2 separate regions of the Homo sapiens genome follow, and region 1 is linked to region 2. The links are chromatin loops, found by intact Hi-C in ENCODE. Cell type or tissue: GM12878. All regions are shown on one strand. Each heading gives the region's core, and the rest is flanking DNA. Links, peaks and the distances in the headings are about the cores only. Region 1 has its middle 24 kb from the start of LINC01053. Region 2 has its middle 25 kb from the start of AMER2.

Region 1 (8,336 bases), core at 271-8,270, 58 kb before region 2:
CAGCTAATTTTTTGTATTTTTTTTTCTTTTTTTTTTTTTAGCTAGAGACAGGGTTTCACCCTGTTGGCCAGGCTGGTCTCGAACTCCTGACCTCAAGTGATCCGCCCACCTCAGCCTCCCAGAGTGCTGGGATTACAGGTGTGAATCACCGCGCCCGGCCTTCAGAGGCTTTTTCATGGGCCACTCAGCATGCATCCTGACCCTTGATCCTTGTCACTGCCTGAGATGGGTAGTATCATAGTCCTCACTTTACAGAGGAAGGGAAGTCCCCACCTGAGGCCACCCGTTGGACAACAGAACGTGGATCACACCAGAGCTTCACCCAGTCATGCCCTGCTTCTCCCAGTGCTGGCCCAGGGCAAGGGCTCCTTGGGTACTAAGCACTGGTGTTAGACTTTACCTTCTCCGCGGAACCAGGAGTTTTGGAAAATGCCCCTTACCAGTCCATGTGAGGGGTGGCCTCTTAATGAAACCTAGAAAAACCCAGTGACAACAGGCCTGATTTTTAGTTTCTGTCAGAAAGCCTACATCATTATGCTCAGAATGAGGGAATTGGTGATTTTATAGAAATGGCTTATTTAAGAGGCTTAACACAGTGCTATCTGGGCCAGGGCATTTTTCCCGTGGGAAGCTTTTGAGAGCATTTATCTTTAATGAAACAGACTAATATTAAAATGCAGTTAATACCGTAAAACCAATATAATTTAGCGAGAAAAGTTCCTAAAATGACTGTTTCTTTGCAGAGCATGGGATGTAATGAAATGAATCGTCTGTTGGAGGCTATTCATTAATTCCTCCCTGCCTCTCCCTGTGAGACCTGTAAGTCCATGGGTAGGAAGGACGGGCCTTCTTAGAGTAAGAAGCGTCTCCCCCTGTCTTCGCCTCCCGTCCCTTCTCTTCCCTCCTTCCTTGCCCCCCAACCCCGCCACCTTCTTCCTTCCCTTCCTTCCAGTATTCATTGCTTAACTGCACTGTGACAGGAAATGTTACTGGGGGCCAATTAATGAAAAAAAGTCAAGCTTTTAAAGAATTAAAGTTAGTGTTATTCAGAGATCTTAGGCTGAGGCCAGGTGTGGTGGCTCAAGCCTGTAATCCCAACACTTTGGGAGGCCAAAGCAGGTGGATCCTTTGAGGCCAGGAGATTGAAATCAGCCTGGGCAATATGGTGAAACCGCAACTCTACAAAAAATACAAAAATTGTCTGGGCATGGTGGTGCATGCCTGTAGTCCCAGCTACTCAGGAGGCCGAGGTGGGGGGATTGCTTGAGCCCAGGAGTTCAAGGGTGCAGTGAGCTGTGATTGTGCCACTGCACTCCAGCCTGGGTGACAGAGTGAAACCCTATCTCAAAACCACCCCCCAAAAAACCCAAAACCAAAAAACAAAGGTGTTAGGCCAAGCATGGTGGCTTACATCTGTAATCCCAGCACTTTGGGAGGCTGAGGCAGGAGGATCACTTGAGCCCAGGAGTTCAAGACTAGCCTGGGCAACATAGCAAGACCCCACCTCTACAAAATATTAAAAAAAAATAAAACATACACCAAAAAATCTTACTGACTGGAGCCTAGAGCCCAGAAGCAGCCCTTTAGAGAGGTTCTGTCAGACTGCTCCACCACAATATTTCAGCCTACAGCTTATATACAGGTCCCAGCTTACTTTTTGCATGTGCAAAAATCACATCAAACTTGCACAGATGTTACACTGACACAGAATCACATCAAGGTTTGGGTATAAGAGCACATCTGGTTATAGATTACAGAGGAATAATCCCTAACCCCATCAGACATTTTGTGTAGGAAAAGGCAAGGACTCTAGGGTCATTTATCTTTTAAGGAATATAGTGACTCTGGCAAGAGACATAGGGAGCCACGTGCTCTATCCTGTTTTGTCTTCAAAGCATCTTTTCGGAGAGCTGCTGTATGTCGTCACAGAGTCAGGGGCTTTGTGAAATTCTGCTGGAATGAGCAAGCTTGGCTTGGCTTTTGCTACTTTGCCTCTCATAGGGATGATGATGAGCAAGACGGATGAGGTTCTGCCTCATGGAGCTCATGGTCTGAAGGGAGAGGCTTACATCAGTGAGCATCTGTTTCCAATGGAGAGAGTGCTGTGAAGGACAGATGAGGTGGGAGCAGAGCTGGAGTAGGCTGAGCCTGAGGCAGCAAGTGAGCAGGTGGCACTTGGGAGCCAGGTGGCCAGAGCCCAGTGGACGAAGGGGACAGTGGCGGGAGGTGGGTTAGGACAGAGCGAAAAGAGCCATGTTGCCAGGGGTAGGTAGACCGGGTTAAGGAGTTCAGACTTGATCACCCTAAGAAAAAGGGAAAATTCCTGGAAGGTTTTAAGCAGGAGAGTGACTTCCTTTATTCTAAAAGTAGAAATAGAAGAGAAGATGCTGATGTGGTCTCTACGGAGCTCCTGCTATCCACACCAGCTCTGGAAGCTTGGCCCATTCTGTAGGACCTCCATGCTCCCTGCGATTCCGGCCCCAGGTGCTGAGACATCTATCCTGCACGGGTCCTGCACAAGGGGTCTCACTTAGAGGGGCAGTGCAGGTAAGTGAGCTGGGACAACCATGTGCAGAAGGACAGAGGCTGTGCAGTGTGAATTGCTCACTCAACAAACACTTACTGAGTCCCTCCTGGGGGCCAAGAACTGTGCCAAGCATAGCAGGTGGTGATGTAGCCACAGCTTCAACCAGGAAAATGTAAGAGCTGATTTATTAATTGATTGATTGATTAATTGAGATGGAGTCACACTCTGTCACCCAGGCTGGAGTGCAGCAGTGCCATCTTGGCTCACTGCAACCTCCGATTCCCCGGTTCAAGTGATTCTCCTGCCTCAGCCTCCCGAGTAGCTGGGATTACAGGCACACACCATCACACCAGGCTAATCTTTGTATTTTTAGTAGAGATGGGGTTTCACCATGTTAGTGAGGCTGGTCTCAAACTCCTGACCTCAGGTGATCCACCCGCCTTGACCTCCCAAAGTGCGTGAGCCACCGCAGCTGGCCTGTAAGAGCTTTTTTAAAATTTTTTTAAAATTTTTATTAAAAAAATTTTTTTTTCTGGTGTAAAGATATATGTATATATAGTTAGCCAGCAGGACTCAGTTGAGATGATCCAAATTTTGTTGACCATCCAAAGCATGGTCCTCAGGAGCCAGTGGAACATACGTCTTCTTCTCTCCATCAGGCCGAATCAGGGTGTTGACCTTGGCCACATCAATGTCATAGAGCTTCTTTACAGCCTATTTGATCTGGTGCTTGTTGGCTTTAACATCCACAATGAACACCAGTGTATTGTTGTCTTCTATCTTCATGGTGGACTCAGTGGTCAGCAGAAACTTGGTGATGGCATAGTAGTCAAGCTTGTTTCTCCTGGGGGCACTCTTCCAAGGATATTTTGGCTGCCTCCAGAGTTGCAGTGTCTTGGACCAGTGTGTGGTTCTTCTTTTCCTTCTCCTTCTTCTTCTGGCTGTGGATGCCTTTCTGCACTGCCTTCTTGGCCTTCAGAGCCTTTGCTTTGGCTTTAGGAGGGGCAGGATCTTCCTTCTTCACCCTCAGCGCTATCTTGTGAAAAGGGTCCAAAGAGCTTTTCTAAAAGCAGCAGTTGGAAGATCTGTTTTGTGGGTGATGGGTGGTTTTTTTTCTCCATTTGCTATCCAGATAATTGGACAACACCTGAGTGAGACGTGCCTCTGGCTGGAGACTGTGGAGTACTCATGGGCATCAGGTAGCATGGCCAGGGAGGAGAAGGGGGCTCTTGTTCCTGCACATCTGACAGAAAGAAGTGTCCTCGGTGTCAATACATAACATACAGGAGCAAACAGGACTGGGCCAATCTCTTAGTCACTCCTCGAGTCACTCAGCCTCACAGGTGTTGTGAGCTCCTGGAAGAAGTGAAGCAAAGCTATGCAGTCTCGGGTCAGGTGAACTCAGCTGGAGGGATGAGAATTGTGTTAGTATGAAGAGTCAAAAAAATCCACAGTCTTTATCCAAAAACTTTACTTTTTTGCTTTATTATATTTTATTCAGATTATTCGGTTAATTTCTTTGAAGGCCCATGGCTTGTTAGTTGAAAGTCAAAGCTCTTTTTCTTACCAGGTGCTTCCCCTCCTCAGCCCGTGTTTCTTCATGGGTGGGTTCAAGCCAGCGGTGATGGTTCTCACTTGTACTAAGTAAGAGCAGGGTTGTTGAGGGTGATGTGGAATGAAGCATTTCCCAAACTACTCAGTGGCTGCTACTGTCTTTGAGCAGTTCCCATGCGGTGTGTGAGTCCAGGCAGTGATGACATGAAAACAGTCAAGGTGAGCATAAAATCATTATTCGAGTGTGAAGTCAAACTACTGCAGTAAGAAAAATCATTCTTGACTCCTTTTTAAAAGTGCACTTAGCACACATTTCTCACAGCAGGTTGGAAGGATTCTGAGAGAGTGCACAAATTTCCACGTGATGCCACTTTTTAAAAAGAAAACCATGCAAGTGAAGTGCAAAGGCATCCAGCCTTTGATTTTGGCCTTGAATCAGGCAGCCAATGAGCTGCTGTACCATCCCCCCTGTCCAACTCCTCTGTTGTTCTAAATGTAAGCCGCAGGTGCTTCCGTGCTCTCTCATCTAGCACAGACCTGGTGTCTGACATAGAAGTCTCATTCTTTTCCTTTCCTTGGATGACCTCTGAAACTCTGGCATGCAAAAGCACACATGTCTATATGGCTCTTTCAGATACATCATTTACAGCGCTGTTAATAGGCACACTTGGACACATACACCTTTATTGTTTCTCAATTTTTTTTTTTTTTTTTTTTTTGTGGAGACAGAGTTTCACTCTTGTTGTCCAGGCTGGAGTGCAGTGGTGCAATCTCAGCTCACTGCAACCTCCACCTCCCAGGTTCAAGCGATTCTCCTTCCTCATCCTCCTGAGGATTACAGCTGCATGCCACCATATCTGACTAATTTTTGTATTTTTAGTAGAGGCAGGGTTTCATCATGTTGGCCAGGCTGGTCTTGAACTGACCACCTGCCTCAGTCTCCCAAAGTGCTGGAATTATAGGTGTGAGCCATCGCGCCTGGCCTATCTTTTCAATCTTAAAAGCCACGCATCTAGCTGCTGTTGTCCAGCATGCAGGCAGCATCCCCGATGCCGGTGCCGCACTTGCGGCTGCTGCCTTAGACCCCCAGGTGGACAGAGACTCGGATGATGGAAGCACCAGGGTGGAGGGGGATCTGCATCAGGGGTGCTGGCAGGAGACTTTTCACGTTGCCCCCGAGGACAGCCACCACCATGGAGAGGACCAAGTGGCACTGAGGGACATGTGCTGTGCACATATGGATGGACCTTCATTGCTTTCCTGTCCCCCGCAGAGATGGATAGGCTTGTGGTCCTTTCTCTTTTCTTCTTCCTTAAGCCAGTGAATGTCTTTTAAATCTTTTTTCCTCCATAGTTCCTTTGTCTTTGGTTTCAGTTTTTCTACACTCTTTTCTGAGGTGTAAAATATTCTAGATAGAATCATAACGCTTTAATACCATCTTCTTCACCTCCGGAGCCTCATCACCTGGCACCTGGTGTGCATGTTAAAAACATGCGTGGTGAGTGAATAAACTACTGAATTTGTTTTTTGTCCACACACACGCACTATCCATGCATACCAAAGCCACAGCAATTATGACATTCATGCATAGAAAGCTGGAATATATTTCACCATGGGAAAAATGTTCTTATTGATTCAGAATCAAAATGGAGAAGCAAGTACAGGATGATGATCTTAATGAGCTCTTTTAGAGCCAAAGAAAGGTACTTATCTGGTTACTTTAAGTAAGGAGGGTTTATTAAAGGGACATGTGAGGAAATAAAGAAATGAGGAATGTGTCACCTGGCAGGGGTCAGGAGGATAGAGGGGAAGCTTTCCCATTCTGAGTGCACAGCAGCTCTAGGGACGGGGCTATGTGGTTCCCGGGGCAGCAGGAGCACTGACGTCCCTTCTGTGTCTCAGCGCCGCTCCCCTCTCTGGTGCTGGCACTCCCTCTCTACCCGGGCATGACTTATTTCTCCAGGGATCCTGTGGCCGCTGCTTCTTCGCCTCGATGCTTTCCCAGGCTGCGGGGCCTCCAGGGCTCTGCTCCTGCCTTCCCTTCCACTTTACTGCCCCTATTTTCTAACTCTGTATTTCACATTCAAACTCCCCAAGAGGAGGATCTGATTCATGTGTGACAGTGGTGAAAGTTAAATTAACCCCCGAGCCCAGAGCATGGATATTCAAACTAATGAAAACAAGCCACACTATAACGTGCTTCAGTGATTGTCAGAAACCAGCTAGTTTAGAGACGATCCTTCGTTGGGGCTCTCCCACCACAGGCCTCTTAACGTGGACGTCAGCTCCCCCTAACTAACTTCCTTTCAGGAGAAAACAAAGAGAAGTCCAGCCTCTAAGACTGAACCTGCAAACCCAGAGGAAAGGACCCTTTTCCCCTCCCCATTCTGCCATCCCTCGCCACCCTCTCTACCTCCACTCACCATTTTCTCTCCCTTCCTTCTGGATTCAACTCTCATCTCATTGCCCTCTGAGTCCGCTCCTCAGGGCTTCCTGGCAGCCGCATCTGCAGATGCTGTAGGCTCCTACACCCCTCGCTCGCACTGTTCTGGCGGATTTTCACCTTACCTCCCCACTGCTCCCTGTAAGTACGCTAAAGGCTGTTTGTGTTTTGTTGTTGTGTCACAGCCATGTTGGTCCTTTGTGAGTGCCACAACCCCCTACGCTTTCCCCTGCCCCGACTCCATCCATTCCCGCCTCCCTGGCTCAGCAGACCCAGGCTTCAATCTGGGGAAGTTGAGGCACAAGCAAAGCCAGGCTGGCAGTGTTGCCCAGTGAGGGGGCACTGCTGGAGCCCCGCCCTGCAGCTCCGGATCTCATGTCCTGGAGTAGCACCGGGCCTGTTTCCCACTTTTCATTCAGCTTGTTCGGCACGTCAGGGCACAGGAGGCAAGAACAAACCTCCTCACACTGGAGAACTCAGCTTCGTTCCTGTCACCGCAATCACGTGCGTGACTGGTTTCAACTCAGAAAGACTGGTGAATGCGGTCTTAGAACTTGCCTTGGGCAGGGCTACGAGGTGGAAGTAGGCGGTGTTTGTCCTTGGTGCCTGTGGTGACAGTGTGGTGGCTCACCAACAGCCAGTCCCCTGCTTTCCCTTCCTAACAAACTCCCAATTCTGTTCTGGAATAGGTTGACTGAGGGAAGATGGAAGCAGTTCCACAGGAAAAATCATGATGAGTCTAAACCCACCATGAGAATCCCAGTCCCCTTAGAGAGGGATTGGGTTGGAGCAGTGGGGAGTGGGGATATGGGGCCCCATTCTGGCCAATGAGATGTAAAGTCTGTTGGGGAATTTGGCAAAAGGTTTTCCATTCTGTTGAAAATAGAGTTCCATGAAGAGGATTTACCCTTTCCTTCCTGCCTTGGCATATTGTCGTGTGAGGATGTGATGCTTGGAACTGTGGCAGCCATCTTGTGACCAAGAGGGAAAAATACAGAGACAGCAGAGAAGCTGACACAGAGCCTGGATACCATCAAATCACTGGATCAATACGGAACTGTCTTCTTCTGTACTTAGTATATGGAATAACAACCCCCCTTGCTTTAGCCACTCTTAGTCACGTGTTCTGTTACTTGCTGCCAAAAGCTCCCTGACTGATGTAGCAGACACCAACATACCTCTGGACCTCCTGGGACAGGCCCACAGTGGTGGATTTAGCCTGGGGAAGCCTGCTGCACACAAGACTGAGAGGAAGGGTGGATAGGAGGGTGGATGGATTCCTCTACTGACAACCTTAGCCAAGAAATGGCACCAGTCCCCAGAAGGTGACAGGATCTGCTGTTGTCCCCACTTATGACCCCAGATGCCACCCCAGTCAAGTGTCCCTATTTGTATCTCTCAGGAGATGATTCGGAAAGGAAACAAATGAGGGGACTCAGAAGTCAATCCCATTGCTGAGCCATTGGGCTAGGATGAGGTGTGGTCCCCATGGAAGAGGGAACCCACCCAAAGCCATTGTAAACGGCCGTCATCTGAGAAGGCCAGGCTGGAAACCCAAATGCGTGGGGCTGTGGGGTGGGGAGGGGGAGATAACCAGTGGCCAGCCAGAGGAGCTGATGCCCATGCTAAGAGACCTGTGGGTGGGAGGGCCCCAACAAAGGAGAGTCTCCACAAAATAAAGTAAAATCCACCCAACCCTGAAGGAAAAGGAGCTATGACCTCTCCCAGGCCCAGAAAACACCAACCTTTGATCACAAAGGCACCTGTTGGGTGAGGAAGTTCCTGTCCTTACTTTTCCTTTGGAACACTGGG
Region 2 (8,336 bases), core at 134-8,133:
TTGCTGCACCTCCAGGCCTTGTGAATTAAGGAAGGTAGAGAGGAGGAGGGGAAGACACAGATTTGAGAGAGATTAGAAGCTGGTAACAGTACTTGGTGAAGAACTTGGTATGAAAGAAGAGAGAGAGAGAGAGAGAGAGAGAGAGAGAAATGGCAGACGACTCCAAAGTTTCTAATTTGGGTAAAGGGTAGAAGGTGATTAATAGAAACAGGAAAAATTTTGAATGAAAAGCAAATATTGGAAGGAAAATTGGTTAATTAGGACATGTTGGGTTGTGAGCCTTCCTTACATGAGATGAAAGAGTAATGGAATCGTCTGATTTGGAGGTCATAAGGATTCACAGTTCTGTTCCTGGGGAAGCAATAATATGTATATATGTTTTAAAAAATCTTCTGTGGACAGAAATGTCTATGCCCGTCATTCTGACAAAGTGAGCTGGATTATTCAACAGTAAACAATTCCATTTTCAGTGGAAAAACAGAAGGAATGTGAGTCACTTCAGAATATTGTTTACCATTCTGAAGGAATGGATGAGGAATAAAAAGAGAGTGCCTCTCCTTCTAGAAATTTCCTTTCAGCTGGATCATGTCTTCAGGTGACCTTAAATTTCTGTTTCACTGAATGGAAATAATCAAAGTAAGATTTATCTCCAATAAGTCAAGGGGTAGGTCAAGGCAGTAGCTGAAATCACACACTTGTTGTGAGTATCCTGGTATAATGGATGGTCTTTTTTTCTTTTTGGTAGAAACAGGATCTCCCTGTGTTGCCCAGGCTGCTCTTGAACTCCTGGCCTCAAGTGAACCTCCTGCCTCGTCCTCCCAAAGTGCTGGGATGACAGTGTGAGCCACCGCACCCGGCCTATAACGGACAGTCTTGATTCGCCTTCGCAGCATTGAGCCTCCGCCTTTTGGTATCTCTTGGCCCCCAGTCCCTGCAGGGAGATCCTGCCTGAGAGAAAAGCGGTGGCAAACAGAGTGGAGAGCTGGAAAGAGAGCCAGGGAGTGGGAAGCAGATCCTGATGCCCACGCTCACCTGACATGAATGTGACCAAGCTCTGCTCTTGAACTTTTTGACTATCTGAGCCAATTAATTCCCTTTCCTACTATAGGTGATTTGAAGTGTAATTTCCAACACTTGTAACAACAACAGAAATCCTTACTAAAGCACTTAGGAGCATTAACCTTTAAAATGTGATCCTTGAACTTCAGTCCTTGGATTCTGTGTTTGTGGGTAGGTGGTGATACAGTAGATGGGTTAGTAGCTCTTATTCCAGCCCTCCCTAGAGTGCAGAAGTTGGAAAGTGGGAAACTACATTCCCACCCCCTTTGAAGCTGGGACTCTGGACAAGGTTTAGATTCTGCCAGTAAGATGAGCTTGTGCGAGACCTTGATTAGAAACAGGGTCACCTGGAGACAGCGAACCTCAGGTGAGATTTGATCTGGGATGGAGTTACACAGGAGAAGAGAAGAGTGGGGTGTGGGGCTCCCGTTTTGCCGGCAGAGATCCTGGTGGAGGCAGATCGCTTTTGCGCCAGTAGCTGGTGGTGGCTTTTGATTTGGAAGCTTCCTCGCTGGGCAGAGGCAGACCAGCTCTACTGTAGGGCTGCAGGCTCCCAACCGTTGTGTGAGCTATCTGTTCTCTGAGCAAAGCCCCCTCTACTTAAACTGCTGTACTGTATTGTGCAGTTTGTTACTAAGAGCCTTGAACAGTGATATGCAAAGTACATGTTTCTAGGGAAACAAACTGTGGACTTTGTCACATTTTCAACAAGTTTTTTCATCCAAAAAAACTGGTTGGGTTCAGGGATGGAAAGGGGTGGAAGGGCCACTGAAAAGGAGCATAAGATCCATGAGGGAGCCCTCACGGATGCTGAGGATAAATCAGCAGAACCAATTGTGAGAGAGGAGTGAAATGCTAAAAGTAGGCCACTGCACTTGGCAGATTCCGGAGCTCTCCAATTAGGATGCGGAGGGGCAGCATCCTAATTGCCGTGAATGATGGGAGAGTAGAGCGAGGACAGGAGATGTTTGAACAAAACATGTTCTGAAGCAAAGAAAAGAAAAGAATGAGAGATTGATTTTCTGGAAGAAGAAAAGTTGTTTTTTCCGCCCTCCCTTCCTCCCTTTCTTTCTTCTATTTTATTTTTATTTATTTTAGAGATAGGATCTCACTCTGTCATCCAGGCTGGAGTGTAGTGGCACAAACATAGCTCACTGCAGCCTCAGCTTCCTGGGCTCAAGAGACCCTCCCACTTCAGCCTCCTGAATAGCTAGGAGGCACACAGGCGTGTGCCACCATGCCCAGCAAATTTTTGTTTTTATTTTTTAGAGGCATGGTCTCACTATGTTTCCCAGCCTGGTCTAGAACTCCTGGGCTCAAAGCAATCCGCCTGCCTTGGCCTCCCAAAGTGCTGAGATTATGGGTGTGAACCACCACGCTGGGCCTTTTTCTTCTTCTGACAGTGAGAGACATATGTAAGTTCATGTGCTGAAGATCAAGAGCCATGCGGCAGGAGAGACTGAAGCTACACAAAGAAAAGGGAGTAACTGATAAAGCTAGGTGTAAGAGGAGGGCAGGCAGGCGGGGCAGGAGCAGAGGTGGCAGGCTTTCCTTGGACAGGACGCCTTTTCTGATATTGCAACAGTGGCGGAGGTGCAGATAGATGAGAAGTCAGAAGAGAGAAGCTGGGGGCTATGTCCCTGATGGCTTCTCTTTTCTCAGTGGCATAAGAGGCAGGCCATCTGTGGAGGGTGTGAGGACAAGGTCTGCCTGTAGCCTGGAGAAGGAATGCAGAGGCTGCTTTGGAGAACGGAACAGGGCACTGGGTTAGTCAGGACTTCCCAATAGCAGGTGACAGAAAACCCTGCTCAGACTGACTGAAACAAAGAGGGCAGTCACTGGTTCATGGAAAGGCCAAGGGCAGGGCTGGTTTCAGCGAGGTATGTATCTAGGAATTCAAACAGTGCTATCAGATCTTGGTTTCTTTTCCTCTCTGTTTCATTGGTTCCAATTCTCAGGGGCCACTGCTTAGTCCCTGGCTCATCCTCTTAGGATCCAGCACAAGGAAAGAAAAAGGAGGTTTCCTCCTGGAGGTCAAGTGCAAATTTTGGCATTGACCTGGATTCCACTGATTGGGGTCTTAATCTCATCTTCGAACCAATTTTCGTGGCCAGGGATTTGTCTGACTGTGATTGGTCAGCCTCTGGGACATGTGATCACCTCTGATCCAATCATTGCTGGGTGCTGAAGAGCCACATGTGGGTCACCTGTTCCATCCCTTAGCACAGGGCAGGAGCCACACTCAAATTAAATTTCCCCCAAGTGGAAAGAAGATGAGGAAATCCACATAGGACAAGCAAGAGCGATCAATGTGAACGACAGGCATCGCTTCAGGTCCAGGAGGGCTCACGTTCTTAAAGTGGAAAAGGGAAGCCAGAAAGTGGGAGGGACTTAAGGTGACTGCCAAAGTCTGAAACAGCACCGTGGGGACTGAGAAGAGATAGTTTACCCATGAATACAAGATTATAAGCACCACTCCACCCCTAGGTTAGATAGCACAAATACATAGATGAGTCAATCAGCACAATTCTGAGAGTGTTTTTTGTTTGTTTGTTTTGTTTTGTTTTTAAGCAGCACTTGGTAGCCAGCCCTACAGTGTGAAAGCAGAAATGTCCATAGACATATACCTAATGTAGACAGAGTTATAACTAGAATGGAAAGTGCTCTAAATCAGTCACAATGTACTGATTTGTGGGAAATTCCTGGGGCATGCACAGATCATGCAAGTTGACAAGTTATGGCTAGGGAGCAAGTGTGGGTCTTCAGCTTCTCCTATAGGTGAATTTACTCTTGGGAAAAACTCAGCGGGATAAACACGGTGCATTGCTGTGAGGACTGTGAGTTGTGTTGTGTGCCTTCTTGGATTTGATGTACTCATGTTAATCACATGTAACTAAGCCAGTACTTAAAATAGATGGGCCACCAGTGAATTAGCATGTGATTTGCACAAAATCTGCTTTCAGTTTTAATTTTATGTTGCTCCCCTTAGGGTATTCTTAATAGAAGCAATAATCTTTTTTGATTCCTGATTCCCTCCCTACCCCCAGTCTCAGTTTTTCTCATTCACTCTTTATAGTAATCAAAATATTTTCCACAAATCTACAGTTGAGTCAGAAAAAACGTTGAGCCTGATGGTGAGATGGGACAGTAAGGGCTCCAATAATCCCTATAGGACAACTTTTGAGAATATGACCTTCAAATACAGAGATGGAGTTAATTATGTATCACAGGAATTTAAAAGCAAGAGATTTGCTTATATATTTTAAGCAAATATTTGTATATTTTCCAAGTAATATAGGTTGCACCATTTTTCTTATAATAGAAATTTCACAACAACTTCCTAATACACCTCTTTGCTTCCAACTCTTCTGTGTATCTATTCTATGTGGCTGGGAGAGTCATCTTTCTCCAGAACAGCTCTGACAAGGCTTTGCCTTGATCAAACAGCCTTATTGCTTTGAGAATAAAGGTTGCATCTTTATGGTCTTCTAGATCCTTTAAAATCTGTCCTCTAACTTCCCTTTTATTATTTTAATTTTTCTTTTTTTTTTTTTTTTTTTTTTTTTTTGAGACGGAGTCTCGCTCTGTCGCCCAGGCTGGAGTGCAGTGGCGCAATCTCGGCTCACTGCAAGCTCCGCTTCCCGGGTTCACGCCATTCTCCTGCCTCAGCCTCCCGAGTAGCTGGGACTACAGGTGCCCGCCACCACGCCTGGCTAATTTTTTGTATTTTTAGTAGAGACGGGGTTTCACCGTGTTAGCCAGGATGGTCTCGATCTCCTGACCTCATGATCCACCCGCCTCTGCCTCCCAAAGTGCTGGGATTACAGGCGTGAGCCACCGCGCCCGGCCTTTAATTTTTTATATTTAAATATTAAATGTTCCAATACACTGAAAAGTTGACAGAAAGAATAAGAGACATCCAAGTGCCCACAACCAAGATTAGACTGTTAATTGGTTTGCCATATTTATTTCCTATTTTTGTTTAAAGAAAGTCTTACAGATAATCTTAGAGATGGGGGGAAAATCCCAACCAAGATGTTTGGTGGAGTTTCATATTAAAATATTTGATAGTTTTCCTAATCTCACACACCACTCAGCACAACACTCCTGATACAAGGTGTGTGGGGATTTTTTCCCAGACACCAAACAATTCTAGAGTGGACACCAGCTGGGTATCCTGTAATTCAATTCAACTCAGTTCTGACACTATCTCCTTGGAGATAGCCTCAGATGCCACAGGTTAAAGGCTCAGTTCCATAAGACTGCTGCCACCCTCCCCGCCCCCCCCACCCCCGTTTCAGATGCCAATCATAAGGCTCATCTGTGACCCGTGCTTCTGTACAAGCAGCTATAAATTGGGGTTCCCATGGCTCCTCCTCGTATTAGACTAATTTGGTAAAGTGGCTCACAGAACTTAGGAAATACTTTACTTACCATTGCCTATTTATTATGAAGGCTATTACAAAGGGTACACATGAACAGCCAGATGGAGAGATGCATAGGGTAAAGTATGGGAGAAGGGCCCTGAAGCTTCCATGCCCTTTCTTGGGGCACCATCCTCCAGGAACTTCCATGTGTTCTGCAACCCAGAAGCTGCCCAAACCCAGTCCTTTAGGGGTTTTTATGGAACTGTCATTATGTGGACATGACTGATTGACTCATTGGCCATTGGTGATCAACTTAACCTTTAGCCCCTCTCCCCTCCCTGGAGATTGGGGGATGGGGCTGAAAGTCTCAACCCTCTAATCATGCCTTGGTCTTTCCTTTGACCAGTCCCCACCCTGAAGCTATCTACAGGCCCTTAGCTACCAGTCATCTCATTAGCGTAGCGTACAAAAGACATTCTTTTTTTCTTTTTTTTTTTTTGAGACAGAGTTATCGCTTTTGTTGCCCAGGCTGGTGTGCAAGGGCAGGATCTTGGCTCACCACAACCTCCACCTCCCAGGTTCAAGTGATTCTCCTGCCTCAGCCTCCCGAGTAGCTGAGATTACAGGCATGTGCCACCACACCCAGCTAATTTTGTTTTTTTAGTAGAGACAGGATTTCTCCATGTTGGTCAGGTTGGTCTTGAACTCCCGACCTCAGGTGATCAGCCTGTCTCGGCCTCCCAAAGTGCTGGGATTACAGGCATGAGCCACCACGCCCGGCCAAAAGCCACTCTTGTCACTGGAAATTCCAAAGGTTTTAGGAGCTTTTATCAGGAAGTAGGGACCAAGTATATATTTCATAATATCACAGATCTGGTGGAGGGTCTCTGCGGCTCTCCATCCCCATCTGGCATTCACAATGTGGCTGCCACCAGATTCCTCTCTTTGCTGCCCTAGAGAGAATCGCTGTCCTGAAGTTATGTATCCTTTTTATCCATGTTTATATATTTTTGTTAATCATATGTGGATGTGTACATATGTAAAAATATGTATATATTTTTGTTATATAATCTCCTTCACTGACCTATTTTCTTACTGTTATAATTTTTGCAAAGGTGGTTTCACTTTTTATTTAATGTTTTTGAGATTTATCTATACAGGTCTAATTTATTTATTTTAACCTGCCATATTATATCCCAATGTATGGATATTTCAAAATTTATAGAGCTATTCTCGCTCTCTCTATTTTTTTTTTTTTTTTTGAGCCAGGATCTTGCTCTACTGCCCAGGCTGGAGTGCAGTGGCATTATCACGGCTCACTGCAGCCTCAACCTCCCAAGGCTCAGGTGATGCTCCTGCCTCAGCCCCGCTGGTAGCTAGGACTATGCACCACCATGCTCAGCTAATTTTTATATATTTTTAAATTAGAGATGGGGTTTTGTCATATTGTGCATGCTGGGAGCCATTCTTCTACTGATGAAAATCTAGTCTGTAATAAAACAATGCTGTACAAACGTCTTTATGCATGTTTCCTTACGCCTGTAATATGAGTTTCTTTCGGGTAGTGTTTTTTCAAAACTGTGTTCTATTTACATATTTCAAAAATGATATAGATAAGCGCAGAAAGTAATGAAACAGAAAACAAAATTTACTGTTATTTAACAAATCCTTTGAGAACTTGCTGTCATGAGACACAATAGAAAATTTTCCAAGTCTCACAGTCAAGAAATGCTCTACTTCTGAAAAATTTTGTTTTCTGTGAACCTTGCGATAATTGGGGTGCACTTTTTGCTTTGGCTGCTAAGAAGCTTGGCACCAAATTTGTAGCTCACTCTGGGAACCGTAGCTCTGCATGGCTTGAATTTTGTGTGATAGTCTCTCCCTGGCTTAATTCTTTGTCATCTCAACTATTCTTATGTGTGTGCATTTTATGTATGTGTGTGTGCTTCCTAGAATCATTTGTGGAGTACAGCATAAGTGTATCAGTGAGTAAATAAACAGATTAGTACAGCAAGACTACACAGGGTAGAATGGGCAGATCAAATAAGCTGTACCCATTACAGAATTCTGCCTTTAAATTAATTTCTGTCAGGACACATTTCTCTTTCATAAATAATGTAGTTTATAATTTTATAACTTTGGCATTTCTCCCAGGGAACTAAGCCCAACCCCATACTATATAACCATTTCAAAGATTAGATTGTCATGCTTTCTTGTCTTGATCAGAGTGTTAATATGTAAATCAAAAGGACAATTTATGAGCTTGCTAATATTCAGTGGTTAGAGGCAGGAACAACAAAAGCTGGAAAACTCTAACATTATCTAAAAGAAATCCATTAGTCAATGGCTCCTTCTCTTTGGAAAAAAAAAAAAAGATTAGACTTGTGAACGCCGTAATCTGCCTGCAAAAAGATTATATGTAAATCATATGCAAATTATCTCCACTGTGCTGACAGTGACTAAAAGCATTTATTGTATCTCACATGTTCGGCTCACAAGAAATATGGTGAGTAACTCATTCTTTAAGAGTACAGTATTTTGGGATCTAAGCCATTCTCTGGCCTCAAATGAACAGGACTTTACGCATCTTGCCGTGATGAACCTTTACGGTTACGTATTGGGGTCTTTTTCCTCCTCATTTTAATTACATCTTCTGATATTCAGCCACTTCATTTCATTATAAATGTCATATTTTTTCCTTCATTATGATGGAAGCTATAGATCCTACAATAATGTAAAAGGTATTTTAAGTGCCTGCTTTTTTCTCTGTGCCCCACTGTTCTGCCTTGGCTCTATTTGTACACACAGATTGGCTTGGAAGTTGTTAATGACTTGGCAGGTCAAAATAGTTTCTGGCAAAAAATAATAATAATAGTAATAATTTAAAGAAACAACCAGTCACACCAGAAA

The links. Hi-C counts contacts between places; a loop is a spot of excess contacts. Peaks named below come from ENCODE experiments on the same cell type or tissue, not always from the same donor. Only the 100,000 strongest peaks of a DNase experiment are listed, where the experiment ranks them.
Region 1: a loop joins it to region 2, with 2.9 times the contacts of the local background. A loop is called at or near these places in 1 of 110 quality-filtered maps.

What each region holds. Positions count from the first base shown.
Region 1 is chr13:25,201,276-25,209,611 of GRCh38, reverse strand. It overlaps the pseudogene RPL23AP69. Among named protein-coding and RNA genes, the nearest start is that of LINC01053, 24 kb to the right of the region's middle. In GM12878, for the core only: no CTCF peak of the experiment used is centred there; no DNase peak of the experiment used is centred there.
Region 2 is chr13:25,143,462-25,151,797 of GRCh38, reverse strand. No RefSeq gene overlaps it. Among named protein-coding and RNA genes, the nearest start is that of AMER2, 25 kb to the left of the region's middle. In GM12878, for the core only: no CTCF peak of the experiment used is centred there; a DNase peak (open chromatin) is centred at 3,557.